2 separate regions of the Homo sapiens genome follow, and region 1 is linked to region 2. A link is a loop called in an ENCODE intact Hi-C map of the cell type or tissue named here. Cell type or tissue: PC-3. All regions are shown on one strand. Each heading gives the region's core, and the rest is flanking DNA. Links, peaks and the distances in the headings are about the cores only. Region 1 overlaps NPAS3 (neuronal PAS domain protein 3). Region 2 overlaps NPAS3 (neuronal PAS domain protein 3).

Region 1 (7,868 bases), core at 1-4,000, 62 kb before region 2:
AGAAATGAGAGATGTAAAGGAAATGCTACACAGTTGATGGCAGCTGAGGGTGCATAGGAGGACAGAGAAAATGAGCCATCGTCGGGTGGGGGCGGCGCTCAGAAACAACAGCAACAAAAAGGACATGCAGACTAAAAGAAGGGGCACAACGACCAGGAAAATACTCCAAAACACAAAAAAGGATGAGAATTCGCTTATATGACATATCTAGAACAGGCAAACTCATAGGGGAAGAAAGTAGAATAAAGATTACCAAGGATTTCCAGCGGGAAAAATGGGAAGTTACTGTTTAATGGGTACAGGGTTTCGGTTTAGGATGATGAAAAAGTTCTAGAGACAGGGGTGGTGGTTGCACAACAATGTGAATGTACTTAATGCCACTGAAATGTATGTTTAAAAATGGCAAAATGATAACTTTTATGTCATGTATATTTTACCACAAAAAAGGGATTAGAACACATACTAATGAAACATGACATACTAATGAGACAAAAAACAGATGAAAAGAAAATAAAAGCAAAAGTAGACATAGAGAAGGAAAAACAAGAAAAACAAGATAGGGAAGAATCATGATACAAAGGGTGGAGAGAATGAAAAGCTGTGGTTTCCATGACGGCTAAGACGAAACAGTAGCTGGAGTACCATATTCCAATTATTGATCATTCAGCAGATATGTATGAAGCACTTACACTCTGCTGGGCAGTTGAGATACAGAAGTGAATTGTATGGATACTGTCTCTAACCAGTAGTATCTGTGTGGAGACAGGTTACAAAGACCAATGAGATAGTGGTCTTGCCCCCAAGGAGTTCATGGTCAGTGTTTGTATTAGTCTGTTCTCACACTGCTGTGTAAGGACACACCCAAGACTGGGTAATTTATAAAGAAAAAGAGGTTTAATGGACTAACAGTTCCACATGGATGAGGAGGCCTCACAATCATGGTGGAAGGCGAGGGAGGAGCAAAGGCATGACTTACATGACAGAAGGCAAAAGAACATGCACAGTGGAACTGCTCTTTATAAAACCATCAAATCTTGTGAGACTTACTCAACTACCATGAGAAAACAGCGCAGGAAAAACCCACTCCCATGATTCAGTTACCTCCCACTGGGTCCCTCGAATGACACGTGGGGATTATGGGAGCTACAGTTAAGATGAGATTTGGGTGGGGACACAGTCAAACCATATCAGTGTTTATTAAACTTTATTTTGTAGATAAATTAGTACATTTACTGAGGCCCAGACTTGTGATGGAGGCTGGAATCGTAGCCCAAATTAAGCATACACTGTGACTGGCACCATTAGCCCATTCCAACACAGACGTATAGAGCTAGCTGATCTAGAACAATCTCCCCATGTACAGGCAAGAGCAGGGGAGAGTAAGCGACCTCCCAGGTTTATCCTGTTCCCCAGGAACAGAGTTGGGAGTACAACTCTAAGGAGTCTCCTTACTCCCAGCCCAATGCTCATTTAATTAATATAGATTTAAAATACTGAAAAACAACCCACTTCAATTAGCAATCAGGACAGTAAAGGTGATTCACACTATGCCATCAAGTGCCAAGGACTTATTGAAATAAACAGAATCAGAGAGGGTTTACTTTCAAGGACTCAAAGGTCATTATTTTATAGGACAGCAACAAATCATATAAATATCAGAATGAGAAAGGCACAATCAGAGCCAGCTTACAAACACAAGCCAGAAACTGTTCCAGGGTGACTAATGCAATAATACTGAGGAAAGTCACAGGTCCCTATTATAGTCAAAGTCACTTTAACTAATTGGCTCAAGCTATAAAAACATACAATCTGGGTCAAATGACACTGCTGAACAAAGCTTCTCTGCTCAGACATTATCTTAAATCAAAGCTGCTCAATATGAAGGCAAGAGAAAAAGAGAATGTCTAGTTTTCCTGGGAATCATGAGAGATGTCAAGACTGGCTTATGTCATAACTGCCAGCTTTACATGTCTATGGACAATGATGGTGATTTTCTTTTTTCTGTAGCATCACTTTGTACATCAGAAGTGAGATGTCATTGAATCTAAGACCCCATCCATTTTAAGAATGCCCCATCCTTTTGTGAAGCACCAAGAAAGAAAACATCACTGCCAGTTATGGGATCATTGGATGACAGTGATTGTAAGATGCACTCCAAAGTCAGAGATGTTAAAATGTGAAAAAAATAGAATCAGTGACGTAAGGTATTTTTCATGACTCCAGGATAAATTTGATAATTATCTCTCTTGCTTTTAAAAAGGGAAATAAATTAAAGAAAATATAGTTAGTACTGTTGACTTCTTACCCAAAGTCTTCCTTTCTTATTTTCCTAAGAAAGACTCAATTTTCCCCCAGGCATTTATCTCCTCCCAAGTATCCATCTTCCTGTGCCCAGCTACGATCTTCAGGGAAAGCAAGTTCACCCCCAAGTATGGATCGTAATTGGTGTAAGCCATCATGGGGTCCAGTTGTCCACAGCTGGTGTTAGAATTTATTCAGTTAACAAGTATTTAATGAAGTTCTACTGGTTCCAGTCACCGTTCTAGGTTTTGAAGTTACAGTAGGAGAGTGACGGGTGGGAGGAGAAAGAAAAAAAATGTCTCCCTAATAGAGCTTACATTCCATTAGAAGATTTAGAAAAAAGATCTAGTGTGCTAGATGGTATGAAATGCTGTGGGGACAAATAAGACAGAGGATTAAATATGAAATGCTGAGGGAGAGAGTTGTAATTTTTGTTTTTTAGTCTTTTTAAAAAATTTTATTATTATTATACTTTAAGTTTAGGGTACATGTGCACAATGTGCAGGTGAGAGTTGTAATTTTAAATAACGTGGCCAGAGAAGACCTCACTGAGAAGGGGGCATCTGATTACAGACTTGAAGGAAGGAATGTCGTGACCCTTTTGGATATCCGGTGAGATAGTGTTCCAGGAAGAAGAAACAGCCTGTACAAGAGTCCAGAGGTAGGAACATCATGTGTTTGAGGAATAGCAAGGAGGCCAATGTGGACACAGCAGAGTTTGGGAGGAAAAGTGATGGCGATAAAAGCAGAGAGATGCTGAGATGTGTTCTATGGACATATCACAGGTATGACCCTGAAGAACTTTGGATTTTACTCTAAATATGATGACAAAGGCCCCATGGGAGTTTTCAGTAGAGCTGAGGCATGATCTGGCTCTTGTGTGAGACTAAAGGACAGAGGGTGGGAGCACAATCAAGGAGGCTGCTGCCGCAGTGCAGGGTGAGATGGTGGTGGTGACAATAGTGAGATGAGGTCAGATTCAAGATGTATCTCGAAGCAACAGCTGACAGCACATGCTTGTGGACTGAATGTGGATGTCAGAGGAAGAGAGATGTCAAGCATCAAGCATGCCTCCAAAGGTGACTGCATAGGCACTGATGCAATTCTACCATGAGAAGTTAGGGAAGTCTGCCAGATGGGGCTTCTGGGAGAAGTTTTGCTTAAACTTAAAAGGAGACCCCCTCCTCCCTCAAAAAAGCAAACATGCCTTGTCTTCATCTGGACATGGCTGTGAGGCTATGGTTATTGCTACCAACTTAACTAAGGGATAAGGCTGAGGATGAGACTCATATGTTGAGGGGGCAAGAGTAGCACGATGGAAGGAACCTGTTTTTTTGTAATCACGTTGGACCATTGAATTAACCAGCCTTGGGGTTGTACTTGCTCTCGACTTACTATATGAGACCTTGTAAATCAATTGAGTTGATAACAGAATTGAACTAATCTCTGTTGGCAGATAGTAGATGATAAAATGGAACAAAACTCAGGACTTTGAGTGTGTGGCTTGGCTTTCCTGACAAAGAACACCTTCAGTAAGAGAGAAGAAGGGATGATCATTTTCAGAAGGGTTGACTCTGGGATAATTGGGAGGAGTAAGAGATGAATATGGCAAAATGACCCCACACAGCATAGAGAAAGTGCCTCCTGTTGATGAGAGGAGGGAGACACATTATAAATGGCAGGTTTGTAATTAGAATGAATCCTCTAATTTCCCAGTAAAGAGCCTAGCTTTCGGAGCATTTCCTTTAACACCTCTCCTTCCCGTCCCATGTGCTATACCTTGTTTACCCATGGCCTGCACTGCCCACTGTAAGAATGAACTGGGTTTCTCAGGTTCTAGTGTGTATCATGAATTAAGCCACAGAGACATTCTGCAGCCTGGTGTAGCCCATTAACAAGTCAGAGACTTCACTTTCCTGGTGATATCTGACTTCATTTAGCATTGTACATAGTGTGCCATAGGAACTGTTGGTGGGGTCTTGACATCTAGGTTATCAGAGGCAGTGGTGATTTAAAAAACAGTGATTACGTGATTAAGGCAGGGATTTGTTTTTGTCTCGAACTTGAATGTCCTTAACACTAAAAAAGTTGTGCATTTGCTCAAGGTGCAGGAACTGGCTTTGTGGAGACAGTTGCCTTTGTCTCATTTGATATAGTTGGCTTCTCTTCATGAACCCAGGGTATGAAGCCTGTTTGCATCTTATTTGCTTGTGTGGACAGCTAATATCATTCATAGCAGATGCCACTTGAATGCGTGTGTGTTATTATAGAATACAGATCAGTTACATCTAAATCTGTTGGCTTCTTGGTCATTTGGTGGGGGGTGTTTTGCTTCACCTGTGCCAGCTGAGGCTAGAACGTGGTACAGAAGCAATCCCTCCAAGGGGGAGACTCTGGTTGCAAAACCACCAGGTCCTTCCCATCACTGCCCCTCTTCTGATTGGTGTTTTTTTACAGCTCCCAGTGATGGGAATTTTTAGAACAAAGTGGAGTACTTGGAGTGCTTATTTGCATGTCAATTTGCAGAATGCTTCTCCAACTTTTCACCATGCCATAGTGATGCTTTTGTATCTCTTCTGCCTGAGAACAAACGGAGAGGAAGGGCTCGAAGTGGGTCAGCACAGTGTCCTGGCACTTCCTTTAGCTGAGTCTCTGCCCAACGGGGTAGAAGCCAGACTGTTACTTCTCCCTGGCCCCTCAAATCCCCTAAGCAGCCGTGCAGAACTGGGAGGTCTGCTCTCTTTCTTGGGGGTTTGGAGTGAGCAGGCACCTGACTATGGGAACGTTACTGCCCTGAGTCACAGGCCTTGTGCGAGTGACCCTGGTAGGAATCTAATGATCGCTGCTCACCATGTTCTGACCATCTTTCCCTTTAACCTGACACTTGCCTGTCCACACCCCCTAGCTGGGAATAATAAATGTGATGGGTAGGTGGCAGAAGAAAAGTAGGATTTCTTTTCCTTTGGGACCATATCTAGGTCCTGTCATTATAGTAAATCAACTGTAAGTATCCTGCAGCACTATCATAAAACAGGCGAATGAAAACATTTTTCTCCATCAAAAGATTCTTTGAAGTTATGTACTCTGGCTGAATCTTACAGAAAAGCGTACAGGAAACAACATTCTATCTACGTTTATTTGGCCCGGTCTCTCTGTCACCCAGGGAAGTTCTCTATGTTATAGTCTCAAAAGCATTGTCCGGTCGCATTTTAAAAGGCCCCAACTTCAGCCATCTCCCCTGGGACGTGCGTATCAGAAATCTTAACAGACAACACTCGTCCGCCAGTTCAGTTATTGTTACGAAGGTGCTGAAAGAGGCATACTGCATGCTGAATTCAAAATAGATTTTTTTCCCTGTCACCTGACATTCTGTATATTAAAACAATGTTATTAAAATCACATTAATTTTATCTTAGTAAATTTTTAATGTGCAGTTATAAGATAATCAGGAAAGTTTTATTATACAGTGCATGCACGTATGTATTACAGCAACAAATCCTCGTCTGGTAAAAAGAAAAATACTAATAGTAGACGGGCTTCAGTCATGAAGGTGAGAGAGTTGGAAACCTGCGCTTGCTCCCAGCAGAACTTTTAAAGCAAATATTCGAGAAGTTCTGTGTTTGGCATAAGACTGGGTTATGATCTGAGAACCTTGGCACTTTGTATGAATTTCTGGATCTCAGCATATCTGGCTACCTGGTAATCTAAATTACATACTTCTCATGTACATAACGGAAATAAAGGTTTGTTTGTAAGATATGTTCAAATTTCTCTAGCTTATTACCATGATTCTAAAGCAGTCTCAATTTCTGTGGCTGCATTATGGAAGCCTAGAATAAATAAAAGTTAGCACTAGAGTTAGTTCTCAGAATGTCCTAGGGACACTCAGCCTATAGCACAATGTCCTGGGGCCAGTCCTTCACTTGGGGCACTCCTTTTTCCTTTCTCCGGGGACCCACTGTCTGGATGTGTCTCCCCTTGTCGGCACTGACAGCAGAGAGCAGTCAGGAGCGGGGCACGCCTGATGAGACTGAGCCATTCGTTTTCCAGCCAAAAGGGTAAGGGCTTGTAGGAGAAGAATGCGGCCTCGGCTTAATAGAGTGAGATTTGATCATTATTTTGGTGATTTCAACACCCACACTTTGCTGAGGTTCCAGTGAGTCTGGTGGATAAGAAGCTATGTGGTTCACAAATGACCCTTTATCAACTCAGGACAAGAAAGATAAGATCTCAAGCCTAGCAGTGATTCCTCAAGCTATTTGTCCCCATTCACAAATTTCTCAGATACAAACTCTTTACCCTCAACTTTGGCTCTATTCTAGATCTAAAATATGGGAACTGCGGATGTCTCTGTGTTCTGATCTATTTTTTAATTAGAGATTGGAATTGGCGTTCTGCTCACAAGTTTTGCCTTTGCCACCAAAGTCTGAAAGTTGTTACATCAAGTCGCATTGTGTTAGTAACTTCCTATCACATGAGCAGAGATTAAATTTGCTAATGTAATATGAAAATCACTAACATAAGATGAGTGCAAATAGAAATCACAATCTCCACAGACTCCCTAAGGGTAATGTTGAATGTGTAAACACATCTCTCTGGTGGTTTGCTCTTGCTAACACAAGTGTGAGTGTTGAAGTCGCCACTTCGGTTTACCTTCAGTGCTCTCCAGGCTGGGCGTGGGGCTGTGTGCACAGTGTGTGGGAGGGTAAGGGAGTGGTCTGTAAAAATCCCAGCATGATACATATCAACCATCCTACATGCATGGGGGATATTTAAGTCCTGAGGAAGGGCAGGCTTATTTTCTTCCTCCTCTTATTTGGTGAAGCAGAAAGGATTGGGTTTGTAATTAGAACAGCCATGGTGAAGTTGGGCTTGGCTGTTCATTAGCAGGCGGTAAACCTTTGCGGGCTTCAGTGTTCTCATCTATAAAATGGTGATATGTGGACTCCCACACAGGGTTGGCCCTTGTGGGAATCAAACTCAATAATGGATGTGAAAGCACTTCTCACACTGGAAAGAACTTAGCAAATGTTACTCATAATATCAACTCCCCAAACTTTCCTTGTGCTGTTACTCTCTGACATCATCCAATTCAGCCATGAAGTCAACCTAAACTCTTGCCCTCCCGAGTTATTTATTCAGAGGGTAGGCTCTGTTCTCCAGATGGCCAGGGATGGGAGAATGGGGGCGGGAAGTAGCAGAGAGTATGAATTCACTTCTGCCTCTCCTGGCATCCTGTGATATTATTCATCAGCCTTCGGGGTGGGACGGTTTTTCCTTTAAATTTGAAATAGCTAAAATTTATAAGAAGCTGATTAACCTCCTATTCATGAACAACCACCTTTCTCCAGGGGACAATGACTGACTTACGCGCGCAGGGTATGCTTTGGTGCCATCTGTAGAAATAAAGCAGTTATTTTTGTGAATAGAAAAGAGCTTCAGTTATGTGCCGCAGGCAGGCAGAAGAGTGGAATACAAAAGCCACTTGGGTGTTGTGGAGAACTGTCCACTCATTCAATCAATAAATATATGGGGGTAACACCATCTCACTTGGGCTTTCCGATCTA
Region 2 (13,570 bases), core at 4,180-8,179:
TAATATGGCAGCTTATCTATTATGCCTACCTATTCATTATATTAACAGGAGCCCATAGTTGGGCTGTTGAATCTGATCTTTTGAGATTTAGAATCAAACGTACGGCATAGCCATTAGAAACTCAAAACCACTTCAACTTGATTCAGGAGCATTATTAATACACTATTAGTGGGGGATGAAGATGGGTCTCATGCTGAACCAAAAGACAGCTGCCTTTGATCCACAGGGATCACAGAGTCTTTGCATCTCTAATGAACAGTGTGGTTTCCTTCCCCATCCTCCCCCTGACATTGCAAGTCATTTGAGGAAATTATAGATGACATGAGCCTACCTATGGGCTCCAGGTTAAGGAGTCCCTGGGATACCTCTGAGGCCTCTCTCTCTCACTTTCCAACTAGAGCAGCTCTATACTGGTGTGTTTTATTTGGTTTTGGTCATTCCCAAAGGTTTAGCTTAAAGAACGTGTTTTATTGATGGAAGTAGAGGGAGAACCACTGTGTTAGACTTGCTGGTATACTGCATTACCTCGGGGGATATGTGAAATCAGTTTTCAAAACAGAAGAAAAAGATAGAAACAGACCAACTAAGTTAAGGTGACACTATTAATATAAAAAGTCATAATATAAACTACTGGCTTAAATGTTAGCCTGGGAAACAAAAGTCTGTTCTTGTTTCTCCTCTATCTGTCTTCACCACTGATTCTTGAAATGAGGCTGGATAAGTCACTGTACCTTTTCTGTCTCTCCAGTTTTTAACTTGTTGTCTTGAAGAGGCAATCTTTGCTTCCTCTGATGAGGAGAATGAATTAGGAAACATCTATAAAGTCTTCTAAGCACATAAACAGTTCCCCTCAATTTCTACAGTGTCTACTTATTATAAGAGTGGCAGCCACAAAGGTGAAAGAAACCATAGCAGAAAGAGCTTGGGCAAGGCTTGCTGCCCTTTCGGGCTGAGAGGCGGGAAAGGAGTGTGGCTGGCATCCCAGAAAATCGACACCTAAGATTTGTAGGAGCTTCGAGGAGCGTGCGCTTGGAGTAAGTGGCGATATTTACTTGGAAGAGTTGGCATTTCTATCGCTTCCTGCAGTCAATTTGACATCCCTCACCTAGAACTAGATGTTATCCACTGACTGCAACGCACCCCACTCCCACTGCAAGAGTAACACAATTATCTTTTTTTTTTTTACATAATCTGCATAATTAATGCCTGTGTATTTGAACAATTTTATGTGAAAAATAAATCCATGAGGACTACTCCTGCCAAGGGCAGCCAGCATAGTGTTGAGTCACCAGCAACCGGGTCTAGGGAAGTATTAATAGTAAAGTGGAAAGAGAGCCTGACTCCCGCTTCCTCTTCCCCTCTTTATTAAAGCAATCTCACACATGCTGTAGGAAAACTTTCTCTAATCAATTTTCATCTGTCCTTTTTCCTTCAGTATCAAAAATGTCATAGTTGGAGAGGAAATGGAAATGACTTCTTCCAGGAACTTAAGAAACTACACTTTCTACTTAGTTAACTGTATACTCATATTAAAGTCTTTTCTAGAATTCAGGCTTCTTTATGTCTGGGATGATATCCTATTCATCATTATAGTTCCCAAGACACCTAGCACTGTGCTCAATAAATGCTTGTTGGTTTGATTAAACTGATGACCTTAGAAGGCTTTTCTGTATGTGGCCTCTCTCCTCTCTGGGACCCTGTGTTGTTATCATTTGTATGTCAGACTAAAGACCTGAGATTCAGAACTTTAGGGGCTTGTTACAGTCTCACAGCTGCATCAGATGCACAATCAAGGCTATAAATCAGTCTGTTTCTATGAATTTGACTTTTGTAGCTTTCACATAGAAGTATTTGTCTTTCTGTGTCTGCTGTTATTTCACTTAGCGCGATGTCCTCCATGTTCATTGGCATTACAAATGGCAGGATCTACCTTTTTAAGGGCAAATAATATTCCTCTGTGTGTGTGTTTCATTATCCATTCATCTACTGATGAACCCTTAGGTTGATTCCGTATCTTGGCTACTGTGAATAAGGCTGCAATGAACACGAAAGGGCAGATATCTCTTTGACATACTAATTTCATTTTCTTTGGATAATGGGTGAGGAAGTGAAGGAAATGGGAGATTTTGGTTAGGGTGTACAAAGTTTTAGATACACAGAATAAGTTCTAGAGATCTAATGTACAGCATGGAGACTACAGTTAATAATACTGTATTGTATATTTAAAATTTGCAAAGAGTAGATCTTAAGTGCTCTCACCACCAAAGAAAGGTAACTGTGAAAAGAGATGTAAACTCTAGCTGGACTAGAGTAACCTCAGTTCACTAAGTTCATTATGAATATGTATATCAAAACATCATGCTATACACCTCAAATACACACAATTTCAATTAAAAAATTTTAAAAAGAAGAAATCAGTCTGTGTCACATTCCAGTGATCTTTGTTTCAGACATTGCTTTGGTTGAAGGAAGGGTGCATTTTGACCTTGGAGTTGAAAAGGCCAGAGTTGGAATCTCAGCTCTCCTACTTTCTAACTGTAAGCCTCCATCTTCTCATCTGTAAAATGAGACTTTTACAACTTACTCTTGGGTTGTTGAGAGAATTAAATAAGATGAATAATGTGACTGGCATATGTTAGGCAGCTAATAACTGGCAGCTGTAATAATAAGAACAACAACAATCATTACCCACGTGGACTCCTTGCCCTGAATTACAATTGATAAGAGAAACCAATACATGCCACACAGTTAGCACAGTACTTAATTGTGCCAATCATTAAGAAAGTCCCCAAACTACTAGTCTTCTGTTTGCAGTGTACCTCAAACACAATGCTTTTCAAGTAGGTCTAGTTGTGGAAAGTCTGACTGAACAGAAATTCGATACTAAACTTATTTTTTGCTTCAGTAGCACAGCAGTAGGAATAGAGACAAGAGAGGCATCTGGTAATGCGGTGGGGCACAACCACCAAGTGAGAAAACTGGTGGCCTCAGAATGTCCCTATTTAGACTATGGCCTCAAGAGTTATTCCCATAATTTATTTCTGCTCAGAGTGAAGGAAAAGAGGATGTTTGTTTGCAAATAGATAGAAAACTTGATGCAAACGGTATGACTTTTACCCAACTTTGTGGTTTTTTGAGACTATGGGATGAAATATTGAGATTTACTACCTTGAAGAGATATGAGGGGGTACAAGTTCTTGCAGTCTTGTACTCTTCAAAAAGGCCACTACAGGAGAAACGAAACAAAACAAAAAACCCAAAACAACAACAAGGCGAAAGCAAACAACAATGAAGAAAACTAAATGGAAAAGGATTCTTTGGGCTTCCTGAGTCATCCACTTCCTTTTTCCAAGCTGAGTTAATATCCCTAGTGCTACGTGCATTTGTAAAATTTCCGGTAATGTAAACACTGTTCTCTCTCACCCATTCTCTTACAGTCATATATTTTGTTTTTCATATATTCAGGCAAGAATAGTAGAAAAGTGCTGTTAAGTTTTTATATGAATTGCCTTCTGCCAGTTAGCTGGATGTACATTGCCCTGTTGTGTTAAAAGATTTCACAAAGCCACATGCATGCTTGGATTTATCTGGGAAAAGCAAAAGAGTTCACTTGCTGTTAAAAAAAAAAAAAAAAAAAAAAAAGAGCCAAAGGTATATAGAGAAAAAGTTGGGCTAGTTTTTATTTAATACTTTTGTCAGCTTGAGCTGGTCACAGGGTGTATTTGGGAAAATGCAGACACATGCCTGAGGGCTATGCAGGTAGTTAGGAGAACTGGGTTCTAGTCTCAGCTTTGAGATTACCTCCCTGTGTTGATTAGGTGGGTATTATTCCCTCCAGGTTCATGTATAAAAGGAAGGGGCTGAACTGAAAAGATCTATCTACTCTGCTTCTTTGAACTTTATCTTCCTCATCCGTACAGTGGAGGCAGTTACATCCACCTTGCAGGGTGTTCTGAAGATTGAATGAGATCGTGTGTGTAAATCACCTATAGCAGTGTCCAGCAGGGTATATGTATTCAGAAAGTTCTAGCCTTCCTCCTTTCTCCCATTTTAAGTTTCCTCCAATTTAGAACACTTTGTAATCAGGAACACGTGGTGATCTTCATGAGCAGTGTCATCAAATAAAACTATGATTGCAATAGATACACCTGGCATCCACTCCCTGTGAGTGACTTGACTCGGGATTTTTTGAAGTGAGGGTCAAACTGCAGCTCACCTTTCCAGTGTTGAAAGAAGCCCCATAGAAATCACTTGGGATATAAATATTTATGCACCAACAGTTGGCTAGTCAGCAGCATGGTGTGGTCTATACATGCTTTGAAGGCAGATGGTTTATAATTTTTAAACTTAACAATAAAGACAAAGGTAATGTCTAAAGAGGTTAAATGCCCTTTTATTATTTGGAATGCGTCTTTACTTAGAGCTGCAGAGCCTAAATTTTTGGGAATTTTTCTTTAAAAAAATCTAATCGTCACTTTTTTTCACCACTGGAAAAGGTTAGGACATAAAATATCTACCTGGTGGTCCCAGCAGGTGAACCGAAACTTGTCTAAAATGGAAAGACTTTGTTAACACTGGCAAATCAGAACCAGTGCAGCAGAATTAATACAATTTCAATTCTTCTTTGTGTCTGCAATGGCTTCCTATTATCCTGATAAGTGGGCAGCCATTTCACTTCTTTTATTGATATAGCTGTGAAAAAGAATTAGATTTCAACACTTATGTAACTGAGATTAATTGATTGATTAGATTATTAATTAAATATTCCATTAAATTTTCTTTTGAAAAAAAAAAATGGCACAGGATTGTGGATTCCCTAAGGTTTTGTTCCTAACCCATGGAAGAATAAACAAGGAAATGCATAACTAAACATTGTATCTTATCTTTTGAAAGATAATTAAGCAAGCAGATGCATTACTATGTAGAAAATTTACTCACTGCTGGCTGTCTTATAAGACTGCCTTTATCCAGCATCTCTACATCCCAGTTCAAGGTGGGGAGACTTTCTCTTTTGTGAACAAACCACAGAAATCAGTGAGTTACGAGGAAAATCATTTGGGGACCACACCTTTAGGCACATCTATTTCTACACAATAACGGGCCTGTTTTAGTTAGGAATAAAATGGTTTACCTAAAACTTCCAATCATGCAGTGTTTCAGGGATCTGTAGAAAAATAAAAACAGCAAGTGGCCTTTCAGGTAACCCATAATTAAAAGCAATTTTGAGCTGTCTTTTCAGGGAACCTACCCAAGGGAAGTATTTGCTACCTGTTTGACCTTCACGATTGTGAGTCCTTGGCAGTGTCAACGACCCTCTGAACTGAATTCAAAACTAATCTCTGACAGAAAGAGAGAAACAGAATTCATGCAAATCATATTAATTCCAACATTTCCCCAGTGAGCTGGGTATAAACTACAGCCTAATTAAATATTTTTTAACGATGTGAGTAATTTTTGCCAAGGGGCGGATTCAGGGGAAAATTTAATATGAGATCACAAAAGCTGTTCCCAGCGTTGATTCTGTAAATTAATGACTATCTGCCTTATGATAAAAACATGCTGCCAAGAATGAAAATGAAGTCGGCAAAGCTTGCTCTATTTGTCTAACAACCAAATATACAGAATGCAGAACTTTAAAGGCAATGGGAAATTTCCATTGTGTTTCTGTGATATACACAGGATAAAGACGCACCATGCTGACAACCCAAGAGTCAGCTTTAAGGCATTGTCAGCAATACGGGGCCATTTTTAGGTAGCTGTTGGCAAGGTCCAGGGACCTACTTTAAAGCAGCTAGTTAGTTAAAAAATTATATGCAACTTGCTTCCCAAAGAGATTCAAGGTGGCTCACGATAAGAGACATGTACACACAAGTAACAGTGTTAAAGGCAAAATGGAAGGTCAAAAATATGCCAAGGGCAAGTGCTCCATTATTTGGTACAAATGTTGCCAGCATTACAGCTCCATGGATTCCTTCCTCGGACTGACCATTAAAACAGCTTTTCACACCCATCTTGATCCTCAGGGCAGTTCACTTTGGAAACCTAAATTGGATTGCTGTCCAAGGTCACGGGGGTGAGAAATGGGGGTGAATACAGCAAGCAAGGGGATGATGTCAACATAGCCCTGGACAGCTTATTGCATCTAAATCTATAAATGGCAGTGGACAAAAGGTGGCCTGGTAGATAAGACTTTTCTGGTCTGCTTAAGTCCAATTTGAGAATGGAGCTTCCCCTCGTGTTCGGACTCCAGTTTTAGGAAGCAGTTTGACAAAAAAGCAACTCAGCATATGTTACAGAGAACCAAGGCATGGCGCCTGAATCAGAGCCAAGGAAAAGTCCCTCATCTCGTTTTGCTTCGTGAGGGCAACCTACTTTTAACGACTCCTGTAGTTAACACCCAGAAGTTGCCGGCGGTCCCCTGTGACATATGACTTGGGCTCTGCGAGCCCCTGGTCACTAGGCCAGCCCATCACAAGGGTTTTAGGAGCTATATTTATTTAAATTTCTGTCGGTGCCCAGAGATGGAGATTGAATTTACAGTCTTTCAATTAGAAGGTCATCTGTGCTAACTAGTGCACCACTGCCTCATTATAATCATAAAATTAGTGAGAAAAGACTGGCATGAGTAATATGGAAACGCTGGTTTCAAAGGTGAAAAGGTGCTGTTTCCTCAGGTTATAGCAGAGGAGAATGCAACAGCAAGCTCTTAATCAGTAAATATTCCCATTTAGAGCAAAGAGAAGTCCTTGACACCCATTACAACAAAATATAAGGATGCCAAGATAATTTTATGAGAATACATACAAATATTCACAGTGACTCACAGTTTTCATATTTACTTACACATAAATTTTCCTTGCAAATTTAATACAAGTAAAAGTAGCATGAATGTCTCCAAAGCACAGCTTTTGATTTTTAACCGTATTTGTCAAAAATCTCAGCTGATGATTAATAAACAAATCAAAATGAAATAAAAGGCAGGGCTGGGATGTGGAACACCTCATGACTGGTTGTATGGGTAGCAGGCTGCCATGCTAAGCCTTATCATTTTTAAACTTTAACATGTTGTTAATGTTATTAATGGAAACGCTGGGTGCTACTTAATATTTTTGCCCACTAGAAATGTTATTTCTAGGAAAAGAAAAATAAGCCACCAAAAGTGGCCTACTCCAAAATTAAAAGGGAAGGAAACAAACCAAACTAACATGTATTGAGCATTTACGTCTATCAGGTACTTTTATATCAGTTTTTTTCCTCTTCATAATGACCTTATAGAAAGGGGGTATTATTATCCTTAATGTACAAATAGAGGAAACAGAGGTATAGAGAAAAGGTACAAGTCTCCTGACTTTCACCAAGGAATTAGTGACAGAGCTGGACTACAGACCCAGCTCTGACCTCAAAGCTATATACTTGTGGGTTTTTTTAATATATAATTTGTATTCTAATTATCTTATATCAGTTGAGATGGTGCTTATTTAAAATGCATTTCAATTTCCCTAACCTAAAAGAGAGTCTTCAGGGACTTCCTTAATATAAAGCTAAACAACTTAAGGAACTGGATCCAGGGAGAAAAGAATGATTTAACTTTGAAAACTCAGTAAGTACTTATTACCCACCTAGCCTATGAACAGTGATGTCCTATGTATGATCGGGGTACCAGGAAGAAGACAGATCTGTGCTAACTGAAAAGTGGACATACAACCAACTAACTGATGCAGAGTGGCACGTCCCCGTACAAAGGCAGAGTGCAGCACTTTGGCGGGAGAAAGGAAGATGGCACTGCATGGCGCGAAAAAGGCTTCACAGCCTAAGTTGTAGGAGGTGTGATGATTTCTGCACGGGCCTTGTGAACAAAGTCTCAAAGAGGCAGAGAGATGGTTGTTGACCTGTCTTTCTTAGAAGAAGAGGGGATGACCGCAGTCTTTGTCTGGCTCCTTTCTTCCCTTTGTGTTTGATCTGGCTTTTTCCTTTTCTCTTGCCAAGCCTCCCTTCCTTCCTCCCTTGCTTTCCCTCTTCTTGTTCCATGTGGCTGGAATCCTCAGACCTACAATGGGCATCAGAACTGCTTCAAGTCTGTCGGTTCTGGCCTGGGTCCTGCTCCTGCTCCTGCAACAAGGACCCAAGTCCTTTGAGGGGCTCACCACGAGAGATAGGCTGCTGCTCCTGGCAGAGGCATGGGCCTGGCACCAAGGAGTCAGCACAGAATGAGAGAGAGAGAGAGAGAGAGAGGAAAAGATTTTCTCCATCTTAGAGCCCCCAGAAGAGACATGTCATCTACAGTGGCAGCAGGAGCTGTGTGAGGGGATGTCTTTTATTCTGCAGCCTAAGTGCAGGGTCCTTGCAGAGGGCTGTGCTCAGAGGAGGGGAAGATCAGAGGTGAAGGGATGAATAATGTGCACGTGGAACAGTGACAGATCACTTGCAACAAATGTATGATGACCCTCCAAAGCTCGGAGCTCACTAGAGCTTCCCTCTAATTAAGGATAATCCAGAATTATCATGCTTAATTATTTTCATAGGTTTCTTTGAGGGTTTTTTTTTCTTCAATTGGGGTGAGGGATGTCTCTAGCTACAAAGGGCAAAGGCTGATTTACATCTGGGAAATAAACTTAAGAAATCTTTTCTCTTGCCCCACTATCCCTGCAGCATCTCAAACATCCTGTCTGTCTGTGCAGCAATAATTCTATGTCAATCTGCCTTGTTTCCTGCTTGCGTTAAGGTAGCATATTCCTTACCTACAAGCAACCTCTGTTCTCTTCTAATAAGTTGCTGCTGTTACAATGCGCAAGATTTTCTTTGCTTTCCTTATAGAGTTTTCTCGAAGTGAGGTCTGAGTATTGCCTGTGTCTGTACAAAATGCAGAATCAGTCGACCTTCTTAAAAACACATCCTCCTGGTCCCATTTAAGGCACTAAATCAGACTGTCCTGGGACGGGGCCAGGGAATCTGTATTCTAAACAGGAATCCCAGGATATTCCTCTCCTGTTAAAGTCTGAAAGCTATTGGTTGGGTGGCTTGACCTTTGCCAGAAAATATATTCTTTAAAGACCTCTTCCCTGGCCCTTCCTGCCTTCCACACTACAACCACTCTGGTCAAACTTGGTTTCTCTCTCTGCAGCCAACCCACTGTGATGACTTCATTATTTCTGTTGTCATCCCCAGTGCTGTATTCATCATTTCCTTTATTATATGCAGTCTGTTTCTTAGAGTTTTCTGATTTAGCTTGTCTTCTTCATACCCTATTCCCCTTCCCTGCCTATTCTCCTTTTTGGCCTTTCTTCCTTCTTATTGCTTACCAAATTAGTAAAATTCAGCTCACTTCTTCCACCTCATGAAGCCTTCCTTATGTAGGAACTAAAAAAGTTAAGTTTCAAAGTATGCATCCGACACAATAACCAACTTACAATGGAGTATATAAAACAATCTATGATAAAATATTAATAGCCGAGTTCTACAATAAAAGTAAGTGTCCATTTTGTGACATGAGATGGGAATAGCATCTTTTATACATTTGTTACAGTACCGTACTGTTGGCATCCCAGACATACTAAGTCAGATTTTGAAGGGCTTTCAGCCCTGTGCAACCCTCGATGGTGTAACTATGCTGGTTTCCAGCGTCATGTCTCTTGAGCCAGTTTTGTCAACGGGCAGGGTGAAACCGTCTTTTTGAGGTGAAGACATCTGGCCAGCTGCTGTAAGTGCCTTATTTCAGTTAAACAGCCCCATGTGAGTATTTGAGAACAGGTGTTAACTGTCCACTTCATTTAGGACAGGAGGTGCATGGACAGAGAGACAATCAAGTTTTGTATACTGGGATTGTCATTTGAATGAATACATAACCTATAGGGCATTGTGGGTTCCTTTAAAGAATGGAAACAAAGGCCAGTTTTGGTTAGAATGAACTCAAATTTGAGTTATTGCCTGTATAGGGTGCTTCCCTCTACCTCCCAATGGTAAGTTCTTGGGAAACGGGTACTTTCACAGGATGAGTTCCTCAACAGAGGAAAACTGCAAGGCAAGGACCCTCACAATTCGCTGCTGTTCATCTAGAATTCTGGGGGGCAGCACAAGGCCACACTGTGCTCCTCAGCACCAATGGGACATTGACAAACTAGAGTAAATTTAGAATAGAGACAATGGCAAGTGAGATTCTGGAGGGCTTCACTGGTGATGATGGACTATGAGGCTAAATGACAGTGGTTTAGCCAAACGACCACTAAAAAGGAGAGCAGGCTGTCTTCCCATACCCAGGGGAGAGATGTGAGGACATCACTGCCCTCTGAGCCTGGCTTCACACACGCACTGGGATGTGTTCAACTCTATGCCAGTCCAGAGGATAGAAATACTTTTTGTGCTGTCCCTGTAAGCCAAACTATGGCAGTTCATTAGCAAGCAGAAAATGTATGTTTATATTGACTTGGAATTCTATAAATTGGGCCTTCAAAGATTATTTTTAGACACTTTTTCTTAGATTTCCATAAAGCCTTCCTTTCTAGGAGTTTAATGTTAAACAAGTTTTCTGTGAAAAATGTTTTAAAACATTAAATAGGTTAGGGATGTAAATGGTACATGCCCAAGTTATTTTCAAAAAGTGACACAATTGGAAGACTATACTTTTGTGTATATGCAGGACTATTATTTGGACCTAAGTTTTCAATGGACCTAAAGTCAGCTTGTAGCAATTTGAAATGGAATGATTTACATTCACAACACAAAGCTGGTCACACCCATGATAGCAGCTTCTGTTCCTGTAGTGGGCAGACAGCCCCTTATAGATAAATTCATCTCAGTAACTTTGCTTCCTGGTGGGTTCAGCAAAAGGGTCCCACAGGCTGCTAGTCTCGATCTGTTCCCTTCTCTGCTTTACAGAGTTCTAAGCCTTTCTTGTAACCTGGGGGCAAAATCAAACGGAGAGGGGTGAGAGAGAAGAAAGGGTAGCAGGGGAGGTTAAATAGGTTATCACCAAGGAAGGGTGTTCAGTGACTATAAATTAACAAATCCATCTTTGTTATGAAGATGGGCAATTATTTTTCGAGGTAATTTCAAGAGTTAGTAAGATGTTCTATACAATGGGCCTGCCATTTGAGTGACTATGTATCTATAGGTTTACATGTTTATCTGAGTATATGAGCTCTAGAATTAAAAATATTATCAATGGAAGGAAAAAGCAGCTGAAACCAACTATATACGGGAACATGCAAGATGTGACCTGGGATGGAATGGTGGGAGATTTTGTGATTCAGGACTGAGTCACCCCTGAATGCTTCAAATCTGGCTACTACTTAAGCCACAACTGGGAGGCATCCTTGACATTGTGAAATAACAAAGTGATGCCGAGTCAGAGGGTAAAAATTTCAGTGTAAATAGCAGTTGTTTCATGCATTTAAAATCAAATTGGTTCAAGGTGAAACAATTGGTGTTAATGAGATGATAGTTCAGGAAAGAATAAAGACCTGCCATTTCTAAATACAACAGAATGACTAACAACTAGATCATAACCGCTTTTGTTTGCTATGGGGACAATACAGTAAGAAACAGAAGGCAGCATAAGTATATCAAAGAGTGATCAAGTGATCCTAATACACTTCGAAGATGCTGGTCAAAAATATTACTAAAGAAGCCTTCTTTTCATGATGATACAGGTGTTTCTTCATCATGTGGCTATATATATATATATATAGAGAGAGAGAGAGAGAGAGAGTAAGAAGATGTAATAAACTGAGTAAGTGTATGAAATTGCTTACTGTGCTATGCCATTTGGTGCATTCTGGAAGGATTTATGCTCTGAGGATACTTAGACTATCTAGTTCATTAAGCAAGTTAGTGTGTGGTCATTCATATCACACAGTTGAGCCTAAGGACATAAACATTGCTTCCATGAGAAAATAATATACCTGACTTTCACATCATTTTGATCAACAGCACTTTTGTTTCAAAAGTATTGAAACCCATTACTTCAAGGACAGCTGATACTACAAGACAGCTCCTACTGTGAAACACTATCTCCTTGTTGCTACCACAATGTAGGCACATGAACAATAATCTTTGCTGCCTGAGTCATTGCTGCTGATTACTCTATACCTCTGGGGGAGTTTCTGGATCCACAGAGGTAAAAAAAAAATGTTATAAATAAGGACCCACTCAAATCTCTTCGTGAGTGCTGAAGAATTGCTAACGTGTGAGCAAATGGTTAAGTGGCAATGAGTACTGCCCTGCTAGCTCACAGGCACCAAAGACCACAAACAAAGGCATTTTCAAAGTTGTTCCAGGAGACATCTGGTAAGAAGGGAACACAGTTTTGATGGACTATTCAACTTGGACAATTTGAAAACAAAAAGAGCTAGAGCACTGCTGTGGTAAGATACCTATGTTTTATCCAGGCCCAAGCCATGAAGGACTATGAGATCACATGAGTGCATGAATCTTATTTCTATAATTTCATCGTTACTCATATATGTTATGAATTATATAGATACTAGGAGGCAGAACTATGACTACATTATTTTGATCAATTGATTGACCAGTCATCTACGCAGACATCCATTTACTAGATAAAATAATGGCAAATATACACACATTCTAAGGCTGGAGAGAAAATGGGTCTTAAATAAATTTAAGAAAATGTAAGAAAAGGTTAAGCTAAGTGTAATGGATTATTCTTATAGATGGCATTTCCCCTACTCCTTTGTACATATGATATCATGTTCCATATATGATGAGTAAAACAATGAACATAGCCTAGGTATTTTTGTCACATCCCTTCCCTCCTTCCTTTTTAATAAATGGAAAATCAGGATGGCCTTCCAGTCCCAATTTTGCCTGGCTAAATTCTGCCTGTCCTTCAGGCCTCAGCAGACCCCTCGTTTTCTCAGAGAACCCCAAGACTAGATTAACTTTTCCTGTTAGATGCTCTAACAGCACTTGCACCTTTCATCCACGGCACTAAGCACATATATAATTATCTTTTGACCTAGCTCCCCTTGCAAAGACATACATTTCAAGAGGCATTAACTTCTCTTTCTTCATTACTGCTGTGCTTCCAGCTCCCATGGTGTGACGGCCCTCAATGAAGGTCTGTTGAAGGAACATGTGAGACGCATGCACTCATGTAGTGCTTCATGGCTTGGGCCTAGATGAAACCACAGAGGTGCTCTAGCTCTTCTCATTTTTGAATTGTCAAAATTGACACTCAAATGTGTGATTATCATTAGGCACACAGGATGACAAGACCATGGCAGCAAGCTCAGAAGCACTGTGACAGAGAGAGTCCTTGAATTACTCGGTCAAGTGGCAGCTCCATTTTGCCAGGCTGGAAGGCAACCCACCAGAGGCAGCTCCTCTCTGCTGTAAAGCCTTAGGAACACATGCTCTTGGAGGGTACAGGGCTTCAGTGAATCGTTTTCCTAGAGCTGCTTTTATGCAGATACTTAATCTGTCTATTTAGAGATAATTTAGCTATTGCTTTAAATAATCCAATGCAAACCAGAGACAGTAACTCTATCATTCTTATTATGCTCTAAAATGCTATTAGACCATATTTCATTGATTACAGATTTTCCTTTATTTT

Evidence for each region. Peaks named below come from ENCODE experiments on the same cell type or tissue, not always from the same donor. Only the 100,000 strongest peaks of a DNase experiment are listed, where the experiment ranks them.
Region 1: it touches region 2 in a loop (3-fold over the local background); 1 of 110 quality-filtered maps calls a loop at or near these places.

The regions. Positions count from the first base shown.
Region 1 is chr14:33,709,034-33,716,901 of GRCh38, reverse strand. The region is part of intron 6 of NPAS3 (neuronal PAS domain protein 3); the gene reads right to left. SNORA89 (small nucleolar RNA, H/ACA box 89) reads right to left here; the gene lies at 7,789-7,868. Among named protein-coding and RNA genes, the nearest start is that of SNORA89, 4.0 kb to the right of the region's middle. In PC-3, for the core only: no CTCF peak of the experiment used is centred there; no DNase peak of the experiment used is centred there.
Region 2 is chr14:33,645,404-33,658,973 of GRCh38, reverse strand. The region is part of intron 5 of NPAS3 (neuronal PAS domain protein 3); the gene reads right to left. Among named protein-coding and RNA genes, the nearest start is that of SNORA89, 57 kb to the left of the region's middle. In PC-3, for the core only: no CTCF peak of the experiment used is centred there; no DNase peak of the experiment used is centred there; H3K27ac peaks cover 1,083 bases.